Regions from separate parts of the Homo sapiens genome. Here region 2 is linked to region 1. The links are chromatin contacts, found by Hi-C or POLR2A ChIA-PET in ENCODE. All regions are on one chromosome and are shown on one strand. The core of a region is the stretch at or near the end of the contact, and the rest is flanking DNA. Distances in the headings are between cores, read along the strand shown.

What was found. Hi-C counts contacts between places; a loop is a spot of excess contacts on that map. ChIA-PET counts read pairs that join two places held with the same protein, here RNA polymerase II (POLR2A).
Region 2: a loop to region 1 is called in a map with no recorded cell type, with 9 times the contacts of the local background. The contact joins the promoter of PRIM1 here to the enhancer-like site in region 1. A Hi-C loop is called at or near these places in 1 of 37 single-sample maps with no recorded cell type. POLR2A ChIA-PET finds 5 or more read pairs at or near these places in 1 of 52 experiments (B cell).

Annotation. Positions count from the first base shown.
Region 1 is chr12:53,219,959-53,225,615 of GRCh38, forward strand. The region is part of intron 3 of RARG (retinoic acid receptor gamma); the gene reads right to left. Among named protein-coding and RNA genes, the nearest start is that of RARG, 9.4 kb to the right of the region's middle. RefSeq lists silencers at 106-445, 1,016-1,065, 1,626-1,975. Within about 2 kb of position 3,598, at least 21 of the 41 ENCODE cell types and tissues checked have a DNase peak (open chromatin) inside an H3K27ac peak, as active enhancers do.
Region 2 is chr12:56,749,388-56,755,044 of GRCh38, forward strand. PRIM1 (DNA primase subunit 1) reads right to left here and starts at 2,936. Exons shown (of 13, transcript NM_000946.3): 1 at 2,809-2,936; 2 at 1,651-1,808. The coding sequence starts at 2,911. RefSeq lists a silencer at 2,578-2,872.

The DNA of each region.
Region 1 (5,657 bases), core at 2,348-4,847:
TGGCGGGTTGCGGCCAGGCAAAAGATTCAAGTCCGGCGAAACAGGAGCCGCCGGTGGCTCTGCGCAGCAAGCCGGCCCCGGGCCCGGCCGCCCCGTACAGCCGTCGCGGACCCGGGGCAAACGTTTCCATACAGTCGTACATCGCGACCCGGCTTGAAGGGAAACTGGGTGCTGGAAACACCAAGGACCCGCAGCCGATTCCCCCTCCTCCCCCGGCGGCGCCCCGCTCCAGCAGGGGGGGAGGGGGAGGGCTAGCATAGGGCGCTGGGCTGCATGCGGGTAAGGGGTGGGCGGGGAAGAGGGGGGATCCCCAGCAGGGGAAAGGGACTGGGCGGGGCGCGAAGCTGGGGCTGCCGCTTTAGCCTCCGTCCAGCTCTTATCTGGGTGCTTCGGCAGCTAGCACTGGGGAGACCTTTTTTAAAAGCGAAGCCTGGAGGGGTGGGGGGTGGGGCTTGGAGAGCGAAGGGGGCCGGGCACCGAGATGAGCAAAGCTGAGAGTGGAGCGCACACATACACATACGTACACTCGCTCCGCGGCGCGCGCGCTTGCTTAGACACACATCCGTGCATGCATTTATCTTATCAGGCACCAAGAATTTGCAAATATGCAAGAGTGAACATACATGTGAGCACGCATATAAAATCATAGGTGCACACACGTTTGTGCAAACACACCTTGCTCGGGAGAATGCTTGCAGGCATACTCTCCACAGCTCATAGGCTTTGCATGCATTTGCACTGAGGCGCGTGCCCAGGTCGGGGTTGGAAGAAGGAGAGGAGGAACCAAGCATAAGCATTTCCTTTCAGAGTTTTCCCTCTCCCCAAACTCTCCCTTTTTCACACTAGTCAATACAGGGGTGTTAAGGATGACTGGGGAGAGGGGAACGTGGAGGTCCCCGCGCGCAGCTGCTCTCCTGAGGCTCGGGACCTGCACTACCTCCACCCCTCTCATTCCCAGGCCTGGCTCCGCCCTCGCCCTCCGCGCGCCCGCTTCAGGGCCGAAAAGTGCATTCCTGCGGCTCGGCGCGCGCTGCCTCCTCCTTCCTTCCCGTCTCCCCACCCGCGGTCCTAGGGCCGGAGCGCGCTCCCGCCGTGAACTCTCTGGGAACCCCCCTCGGGGCGGGTGGCCGAGCGCGCTCACCTCCTCCTGACCCGGCCCCGCCCCACCCCGCCCAGGCCGTCTTCAGCGCTGCCGCGGAGTCCCCCCGCCCCCTCCAGCGCAGCCAGAGTCTACCCCTCCTAGCCCGAGCAGTCCGCCCTCCGCCGCGGCCCGGGCCGCCTCCCTCCGAGTCCCCGAAGCCTTATCCCGCAACTGACGCCCCCTAAGCGCCTCGACCGTCTCTCTCGATGCTCCTTCTTCGAACATAACTTCACTTTTAGAGCACAAAACTACCCCATAAGCTGTGCCTGCCGTGCCAACTGCGCCTCGATGAATCTGCCCCTGATGGCCAACTCCCCTCCTCCAGTTTCTCACTGCCAAGGGCTCCCTCGGCAATAGGGGCGCTTCTGGTCACTGACTGTTCTCAGGGTCTTTAAATACCCTCTAGCCTAGGCATAACTGCCCTCCCTTCGGTTAGTGCCCCTCAGCTCTCCAAGGCCGCAACACTGTTCCCTGGGTTGCCCCTTCCGGCACTGAGCGCCCTCGCCCGGCGGAGAAGGGGGTGAGGTGGGCGGGGGGCTGGCCACGTCAGAAGTTTGCCCTGGCCCGGCAGGGCCGAATGGGGGGACCCTGGCCCCGGACAGCGCCAGCAGCGGCGACTCCCGGAAATCCCCCCCTCCCCCGCGCCCCGCCCTCAGCCGCCGGGCCGCCCGGCCTGCCTGCCCAGCCGGCTCTGTCAGCGCCGCTCACACGGGCAGCGCCGCGGAGCGGGAGCGGCGCCCGGCCCGGCCCTTCCCCCGCCAGGCGGCTGTGGCTGGGCCAGGGCGGGGCGCGCTTTTCTAAGAATCTGTTGTACCGGGTGGGGGGCGCACTGGGGTGCTGCAGGAGTGGGGCGCCTGTTGGAAGAATAAAGGGCAGGAAGGGGTGCCAGAGTAGGCGAGGGATGGCGGGCGCGGGGGAGGGGCGGGGGGCTGCCGGGGCTGGGAAAAGGCCTGACTTGTGGATGGCGAGGAAACCTCGGGGTGGCAAGGCTGACTAGGGGGCTTGAAGCAGGGATGGAGAGGGAATGCACTGCTCTTTCCAACCCAGTGTAAACTCCCTTCTCCTCCCCCAACCCCAAATACCCATTTCTGAATCCAGTCACCCGAACCCCACAAAAAAAAGAAAGAAAGAGAGAGAAAGAAAAGAAAGAGAAAGAAAGAAGAAAGAAAAAGGAAGAAAGAGAAAGGAGGAGAAAGAAAGAGAGAGAGAGAGAGAGAAAGAAAGAACTTTCTGAATCAGAATCTGACCAGCAGCAAACAACAACAAAAACAGTTAAGTGCAAAATAGGGAGTACCCCGAAAACAAGAGGGAAAGAGCCTTGATTAGTCAACTTCAAGCTGTCAGTACCCCCCTTCCCCCTCAGAAATCTGAAAGGTCCCAATTAAGTCAGGCCTGCCTGGTTGGTAATTAGAACCAGAAGTGGCCAGGCCACAGGGAGGGGGGTTGGGAGGAGGGCACAGGAGGAGTTGGGGGAGGGCTCCAGGAAGCCATGAGTCCTCAATAGCCCCCGTTTCTCTTCACCAGATGCACCCCACTCATCACCCCATCTGTGTGTGCATCCCAGGCATTGCATGGAGGGGGTCCTTAGGACCAGGCATTACGGTGTCAGGCCCGCCCTCCCCATCAACCCTGACCCCCCCATTCTAGACAGACTTAGTACAGCCTTGGGGAGAAGGTAAGAGGGTGGGGGATCTAGTGCCCCCTCTTTTCCCCAAAGTTTCCCCAGCCCTTATTGCAGCAATTAGACCCATTAGCCTTCTAGCATTTCATGGGAACCAGATGTTCTCCACCATCCTGGTGGGAGTATGAAGGGGGGCTGCTGCCTGACTCACCCCCTTCCCTATGATCCCCACCACCAGGGCATACCCCCCTCCCAGCTAGAGCCCCACAAAGGCATAGCCCTAGAGGCAAAGAGGAGAGTACCCCTTCCCAACTAACAAAGCCATTAGCACTCAGATTCTTTCGGGGTCACCCCTTAGAGTCCCTGCCACCCTGGCAAGGATGAGTTTGGCCAGGACGAGGCAGGGCAGGGACAGCTAACTCCTCATGCACCCTGCCTTTCCCTCCTTGCCACCTTCTGGATGGGGCTTGAGGATAACTGGCTCTGAATTCCTCACGCTAAATTCTCCCTTTTTTCTAAAACCTTCCCTCGAAAAGCTGAAAAGGGGGCATTTCAAAGTAAAGCAGGCCCTGCCAGAAGGGTAAGTCCTGAGGTAGGAGTCCCACCTGAAGGGCAATGGGAGGGGGGTCTCTGGAGGAGGGGGCAGCAGAAGAGCAGAAGAATAGCGAGGTGTGAATGAGAGTGGGGCCCAAAGCAGGGATGTGAGGCGCGTTGGGCAGGATGGGGGCTGGGACCGGGTAGGGGGCCAGGAGAGGGGGGTGCAGCCTGGGCCCTGGCGGCGGCGGCTTGCCCGGCTCCCCCCGCCCCCCCCCCGCCCAAGAGGTTTCCTGTTGCAATCAAAGCCCCGTTTGTGTCGGCCTGGAGCTGGAGCCTGTGCCGGAGGAGGAGAGACCGGGGAGGGGAGGGGAAAAGAGGCAGTCGACTGGGGTTTTTTCCTGGAGGAGGCCTCACTGCCCTTACCCGCCTGCTTGTTCTCCTTGCTTCTCCCAGTGCCTGGCTTCTCTGTGTCTGCACCTTTGGGCCTGGGTAGCTGTCCCTTGTCTTGTCTGTGAGTCTCTCTTTTTCAGTTTCTTTTAAGCAAGACTTTCTCTGTGCCAACCTGTCCTCAGTTTCTCCATGTGTGGTGACTTAGTGTGGTGAAATCTGGGCTCCTTGCCCCAGGGACAGTGGCCCCATGGCCAGGGCAGCATCACCAGGTTCAGAGGACAAATTGGGCTAGGTCATCAGGACCACAGCTATCTGCTCAGGGGTGGGAGGACGGCAAGGCTTCCCTTCTCTTTCATCACACTCTGTTCCCTATAGAAAGCAAATCTAGAACACACTAAGATTCACAAACATAGAGATACATAGGGACACAGACACCTGAGGTTTCATGCACATGCATGAACACACACGCACGCACACACACGTACACACACCCCTCTGCTTTCCATGAGCACAGGCCTGTGCTTGCCTCAGCAGCACGTGCTCCCTGAGCCTCCCCTCCACCACCAGACAGTTCTGAGATGCCTGTCTCACCCCCCTTCAGACCCCGAGACAGCCCCAGGAAGTAGAGCAAGACTTCACTTCTCAACAAGGATGTCCCCAAGGTGCCAGGGACCCAGCAATAAGATCCAAGAGCCAGCCCCAGGGAGAAGTGCCAGACCTCTTCAAGGGCCACCTCTCTTAGTCTATGTGTGAGAGAGAATGTGTGTGTGTCATCCATAGAATAAGGGAGAGGGTGATGAGATGCACAAACTCAATGTGAGTATGCCTTTGGCATCAGATTTAAGCCTCTAAACCCTCTCCACTAGATGCTCCCAGCCAAAAAGGGACAGCAGGTCGGAGAAATGAGAGAGGACACTCTCTCATCCTTCTGCTACTCTCCCACTCTGGAAGGTTTCCCAGACTCCTGGATCTCTTCGTCTCCCCTATGTCTTCCTCTCTGCTACCACTAGGTGCTGCATGCCCCACCCCCATTAAAGCCGCATAGCAACCCACCCCCAAGCCTTCCCCTCCTCCCTCCTCCTGCCACTTCCCTGCCCAGGCCTGTCCTTCCAGGCTAGCCGCACCCTCCCCAGCTACCTGCCCTGGCTCTGGCTCCTCCCTTGGATTTCTCCTTTCAGCCCCCTCCTTCAGCATGGCCTTCGAAGATGGAGCCCGGCCTGACCACTTCCCTACCTTAATCTCACTTTGAACCCTGACCTTGATCTCAGTGTGTCCATGGCACAGGGGCGCAAGGGGGACGTCACTGGGGACTGGGTACTAGCTCTAGCATTATCCCCACTACCATTCTCTCTCCTCTCCCTCTCCACTCCATCTCCTTTACTTGCCTCTCCCAGAACCTGAGAAAATCAAGTCCCAAGAGGCTGAGTTGTAGGGTTCTCTGCCAGAAGTACATTCATGTGGGGAGGGTGGTTCCTTCCCACTTCCCCAGGTCCCTAGGACAGATTCATGGGGTGAAAATGAAGTCTGGGGAAGCCCAGCTGTAGTTTCCAAAAAGGGTACTTTGTGCTGTCTTGTTCACCTACATGCCACTCAAATAACCCCTGTTGGACTACAGACATGCCACCAGCAGGCTTCACCAAACGCCAGCCACAGCGTCAGCAGCACTACAAAATCCCTCCTCACTCCTCACACTGACTCTTTGTTGCACACACTGGAATTCTGTACATGAGCAGAGGCCCAGGGAGATGCTGGGCACACACAACTGCATCAAGTCTGGAGGCACCACACACTCACCCCTTCTCCGATGAACACACTCTTTCCAGTGGAGCTGCCAGCCCAGCCTAGTCACCCCTTTCACATACAGACACACAACCCTCTGCGTGCCCCCTCCTGGAAGCAGGGCGCCTTCTCTTCTACCTCTGTCTCTGCGCTCGTGGAGCCATGAAGGATGTGCGTTTATCTTTTTGT
Region 2 (5,657 bases), core at 1,686-4,185, 3.5 Mb after region 1:
AACAAAACACAAAAAGTAAATAAAGGTCTATAGATGCTTCTGTCTTGGCCCAAGAAAAAAATGAGACGTTTTCTCCCTTTAGAAATTAAGGAGAAGGAAGTAGAGAGTGGCACCCTAACCCTTCTTAGAAGTTCATTTTCAGTTTTATTCTCAACCTATAAAGGGGAAGTAAAACAACTCCAAAGTATTTTTTTCTGCCTGCCTTTTATTACCTCTTCTCCCCTTACTTTGATGATGAGAGACGGGTCTGGGATTTAGAGTCAGAAACCCTGGGTTTAAGTGCCAGCTCTATCATTTAGAAATTGTGTGTGAGCTTGTGCAAACTATTCAAGTTCTCTGGGCCTGTTTCCTCCTTTGTAAAAAGAATGAGGATTGATACAAGTAACAAGTTATATAACATGAAAAACTCCACATAAAAGCTATTATGCTATGTATGTATTCCCTCCACCCACCAGTGTATATATTTGAGAAGGGGAAGAAGGGCAATTTTGGTTTGTTCATTCACTCAACAAATATTTATAGTGTACTGTCTCTTGCCAGGCACTCTTCTAGGGTACTTAGAATATACCAGTGGCAGGGGGTGGGAGGAGTGGCAGGTTTTAGTAGACCTCACTGAGAAGGTGCTATTTGAGCAAAGATTTGAAGGAGGTGAGGGGATGAACCAAGTATAGAAATGGGTTTTAGGCAGTGGAAACAGCTTGAGCAAGGGTCAGTGTGGCAGGAATGAATGAGGGGGAGAGAAGGACTTTTAGTCAGTGAAATGAGCAGCCACCAGAGAATGTTTTCAGCAGAGGAATCACAGATTCTGAGTTGTTTTAAAAGGATTACTCTAGCTTCTGTATTGACAATGGACTCTAGATTCTACAAAGGCAAACTGTTAGGAGGTTTTTACAGTAATTCAGATGAGATGATAATGTTGGTAGCACTGGTAGTAGTGGCTGGATTTTAGATACACTTATGGTAGAGCCAAAGGGATTTCCTAATAGAATGGGTATGGGAATGTGAGAAAGAGAGGAATCAAGAATAACTCCAGGGGTATGAAGGAAAAAGAATATAAATGTTTATTATGACTGAACTGTACACTTAAACGTGGTAAAGATAATAAGTTTTATATGTATATTTGACCTCAATAAAAATAAACAATTAAAAGAAAAAAAGAATAACTTCCATGGTGGAAGAGAATGTAATTCTCTTTTATTTCCCTCTTTTTTTTTTTTTTTGAGGCCAAGTCTCGCTCTGTCGCCCAGACTGGAGTGCAATGGCGCGATCTTGGCTCACTGCAACCTCCACCTCCCGGGTTCAAGCGATTCTCCTGCCTCAGCCTCCTCAGTAGCTGGGATTACAGGCGCGTACCACCACGCCCGGCTAATTATTTCCCTTTCCTAAATCATGTCGACTTCCTCTTCCTAGTAGCTAGATACTCAATTTTTTTTGTCCTAGTAAAAATGCAACCAATTCACTCCCAAATGATTTCATCAGTAATGCAGAACGTCAAAGAACAAAAAAGGATTAATCACTTGCCAAACAATTAAAAAGTGGCTTTTCATCTAGAATAAACTCTAAAAATTTAATCTCAAAACGCAAGAGGAATCAACCCATTCTTGGTTTACAAAATAAAACAACAAAATATATTAAAAAAAGATTTCTTACTCTGTGAGAATATACTGCGCCTATATCAATCTTGTATGGATTCATTTTCTGCATCTCCTTTTCCAGATCACTCTGGTTGTTGAAGGATTGGTAGCGAATGTAAATATCATCTTTCAATGTGAATGAAAATTCACGGTGTTGAAAGTAATTCTTTATCACTGCAAAATAAATGTACATTTTAAAGTTAATTTGCTACTTTATTTGGCTCAGGGCATTATAATTTTAGCCAATGAGAAGTTTTTTTTTTCGGTGAGGGAATCTTGCTTGCTTCCTGCTCTGTCGCCCAGACTGGAGTGCAGTGGCTCGATAAAGGCTCACTGCAACCTCCGCCTCCCGGGTTCAAGGGATCCTACCACCTCAGCCTCCCGAGGCTGTAGCTGGGACTACAGGCATGCGACCCACCATGCCCAGATAATTTTTGTATTTTTTGTAGAAACGGGGTTTCACCATGTTGGCCAGGCTGGTCTCGAATTCCTGACCTCAGGTAATCCGTCCTCCTCGGCTTTCCAAAGTGCTGGGATTATAGGCGTAAGCCACGGCACTCGGCCCGAGAAGATGTTTTTAATGAGCCCCCTATGCTCAACACCGTGGTAGATGTAAAAGAAAAACAAAACAAAATCCACATGACCTAGTCCCTAATTTGAAAGCAGTTACCATTCCGTATTTGCTAGGGAACGGTACAAAAGATGAAACAGATGCATAAATATTTTAAATATGTAATGCCACCCCTCTCTCCTCGATTCGCACTAATAAATTCAGCTGCAAGGAAGAAAGTATTTCTCTTCCTCTGAGAGAGGCTCTTCCGCTCCTGATGCAAACCATGCCTCAGCAGCTTCACGCTACGCCCCAGTAACCCCCTGGGCACCGCTGCAGGTAAACGGGGCACCTAATGTGAGCCTGACCACGCAGAGGTAGGAGCGGCGGCTCTGTTTTTTTTTTTTTTTTTTTTTTTTTTACAGCGTGGCCGCAGGCTGGCTTATTATATCCTCTCTCGGCCCATTTACACCTATGAAGTGGTGGGGCGGGCTCGAGAGAGCAAATGAAGGCGCGCGGCACAAAGCCTGGTGCACAGAAGGCGCTTCATATTGTCATTCTAAGGACACCCCGCCTCCAACCTCCTCACACTCCGCTCCCGAACCCATTCCTCGCCTCCATCACCTCCACCGTAGTTGAGCCAGCGATAGTACTGAGAGTAGGGAAAGAGCCTCCGGTAATAAAGTTTAAGCAGCTCGGGCAGCTCGGTGGGGTCAAACGTCTCCATTGAGCGCGGAACTCGCCACGGTAAGGATTACCACAGGAATTGGCGGGAACAGCACGGCCGGCGGCCCCGCGACTGCGCAGGCGCTTATGGCCGAGGTCGGCTGTCTGACCCGGCGGCCCGCAGTCCGCCGGGGCCGCCGGGAATTGTAGTTCCCACTTGGTGCGCGCGGGGGCTGCGGGAGACGCAGCAGTTTGCGATCTGCCCACGCGTTCGGGCACTAGGGCCACCGCTCTTGTGGGCAGAAGGCCGCGTCCATTCCAGGAAGAGGATCTTCTCCGGAAATGTGAGACCTATAGCATATTGATTTAGGTTATTAAGATGAAGTAAAAAGGATGCTCCACGTGAACTTTTTGGATGTTTTAGAAATAACACCAGTATCTTTTTTTTTTTTTTTTTGAGACAGAGTCTCGCTCTGTTGCCCAGGCTGGAGTGCAGTGGCGCGATCTCGGCTCACTGCAAGCTCCGCCTCCCGGGTTCACGCCATTCTCCTGCCTCAGCCTCCCTAGTAGCTGGGACTACAGGCGCCAGCCACCACGCCCGGCTAATTTTTTTTTATTTTTTTATTTTTTTATTTTTAGTAGAGACGGGGTTTCATCGTGTTAGCCAGGATGGTCTCGATCTCCCGACCTCGTGATCCGCCCGCCTCAGCCTCCCAAAGTGCTGGGATTACAGGTGTGAGCCACCACGCCTGGCCGACACCAGTATCTTTTAAAAACGTTTGTAGGCAGGTGCGGTGGCTCATGCTTGTAACGTCAGCACTTTGGGAGGCCAAGGCAGGAGGATCGCTTGAGGCCAGGAGTTCGAGACCGGTTGGGGCAACATTGTGAGATCTCTGTCTACACACACGCACCCACACACAACTAGCCAGATGTAGTTGCGTGCGCCTGTAGTCCCAGCTACCCTAGAGGCTGAAGGGTTGGGGGCGGGGAGTGGGGGGAGGGGGCAATCAATCTCTCGAGCTTGGGAGGTCCAGGCTGTTGTGAGCCATGATAGTGCCACTGCACTCCAGTCTGGGCAACAGAGAAAGACCGTGTCTAAAAAAAAAAAAGTTTTGGAAATTAGTTCTTCATGGAATTTCATGAATTACTAGATCCAATATGTGGAAATAAATAACCAAATGAGAAAAGCATAGGCTATTTATTCAGAGCTTACTATAGCAAGGGAGTCAGCCATCATCACTTGCATTTGACAGGACTCAAAGGCAGGCAGAGGAGTAGGAAAGCTTTATAAAAAAGGGAAGCCGTCAAGGTATTCTTTGATTGGAGGCTGTTGGCATGGAGAAGCTGTACCTGGGCTAACTAGTAGTAGGATGCGGTATGTGATTGGTTTAGGGGTGGGTGTTTGGCTTTCTTTGGTTGGACCTATGTTGGAAGCTGTTAAGGAAGCTGTAGGATACTAGTTAAGGCATTTGGGCCCATTGCTACAGGGGTTGTTGTTTGGCCTCCAGGATCATCATTAGAGATAGCAGTTTGACTTTATACAAGTCTGACTTGTAGCAAGCTTGCTTCCTGTGCTGTTTATTATAGATAAGGGGGTTGGTTTCCCCAGCAGGTTGCTGTAGATTGTGGGTCAGAGTTCTGTTTTTATATATGGTCTGGCTGCTGTTCATATATTTAGTCTCTCAAATAGAACACCCAGGTATAAGAAAATATGAATTATAGGAAGCTTGCAGAATCATGGAGAGCTTTACAAGTATGAAGGGAACCCATCTGCTATTGATGTGGAGATCTGCCAATCACTCTTACTGTGTAATGATACCTTATGGCAATTGTGGGCTAGAGTGGGCAGTCACATGAATAACATGTCACATGAAAAACATAGTTTTATTTTATTTTACTTATTTTTTTGAGACAGAGTCTCGCTGTGTCGCCCAGGTTGGAATGCAGTGGCACAATCATGGCTCACTGCAACCTTGGTCACCCAGGCTCAAGCAATTCTCATGCCTCAGCCTCCCAAATAGCTAGGATTACAGGTGTGCACTGCCACACCCAGCTAACTTTTGTATTTTTAGTAGAGACAGGGTTTCACTATGTTGGCCAGGCTGGTCTCAAACTCCTGGCCTCAAGTGATCCACCTGCTTTGGCCTCCTAAAGTGCTGGGATTACTTGTGTGAGCCACTACCTCTAGCCTTGTCTAGCACTTTTATCTTATGGAGATGGCTTCTCTCCTTAAACCTCATGAACCAACTTCTGCTGGCTTCAAACTTCTGCAGCTTTCTCACCTGTCTCAGCTTTCATATAATTAAAGAGAGTAACCTTGCTATGGGTGAGGCTTTGGCTTAAGGGAAGTTATGGCTGGTTTGATCTTCTATTCAGCACACTAAAAGTTTCTCCATATCAGCAATAAGGCTGTTTCACCTTCCTATCATTTGTGTGTTCCCTGAAGTAGCACTTGTAATTTTCTTCAGGAACTTTTCCGGGAAGGAACTTTTCCAGGCCAGGCCTGATAGCTTACACCTGTAATCCCAGCTCTTTGGGAGGCCAAGGTGGGCAGATCGCTTGAGTCAGGGAGTTCAAGACCAGTTTGGGCAACATGGCAAAACCCTGTCTCTACCAAACCAAACCAAACAAACAAAAAAGCCCAGAAAAATTAACAGGGTGTGGTGGCATGCATCTGTGGCCTCAGCTGCTCAGGAGGCTGAGGTGGGAGGATCACTTGAGTCAGACAGGCAGAGGTTGCAGTGAGCCAGTATCGTGCCATTACACTCCAGCCTGGGTGACAGAGTAACACTCTGTCTCAAATTTAA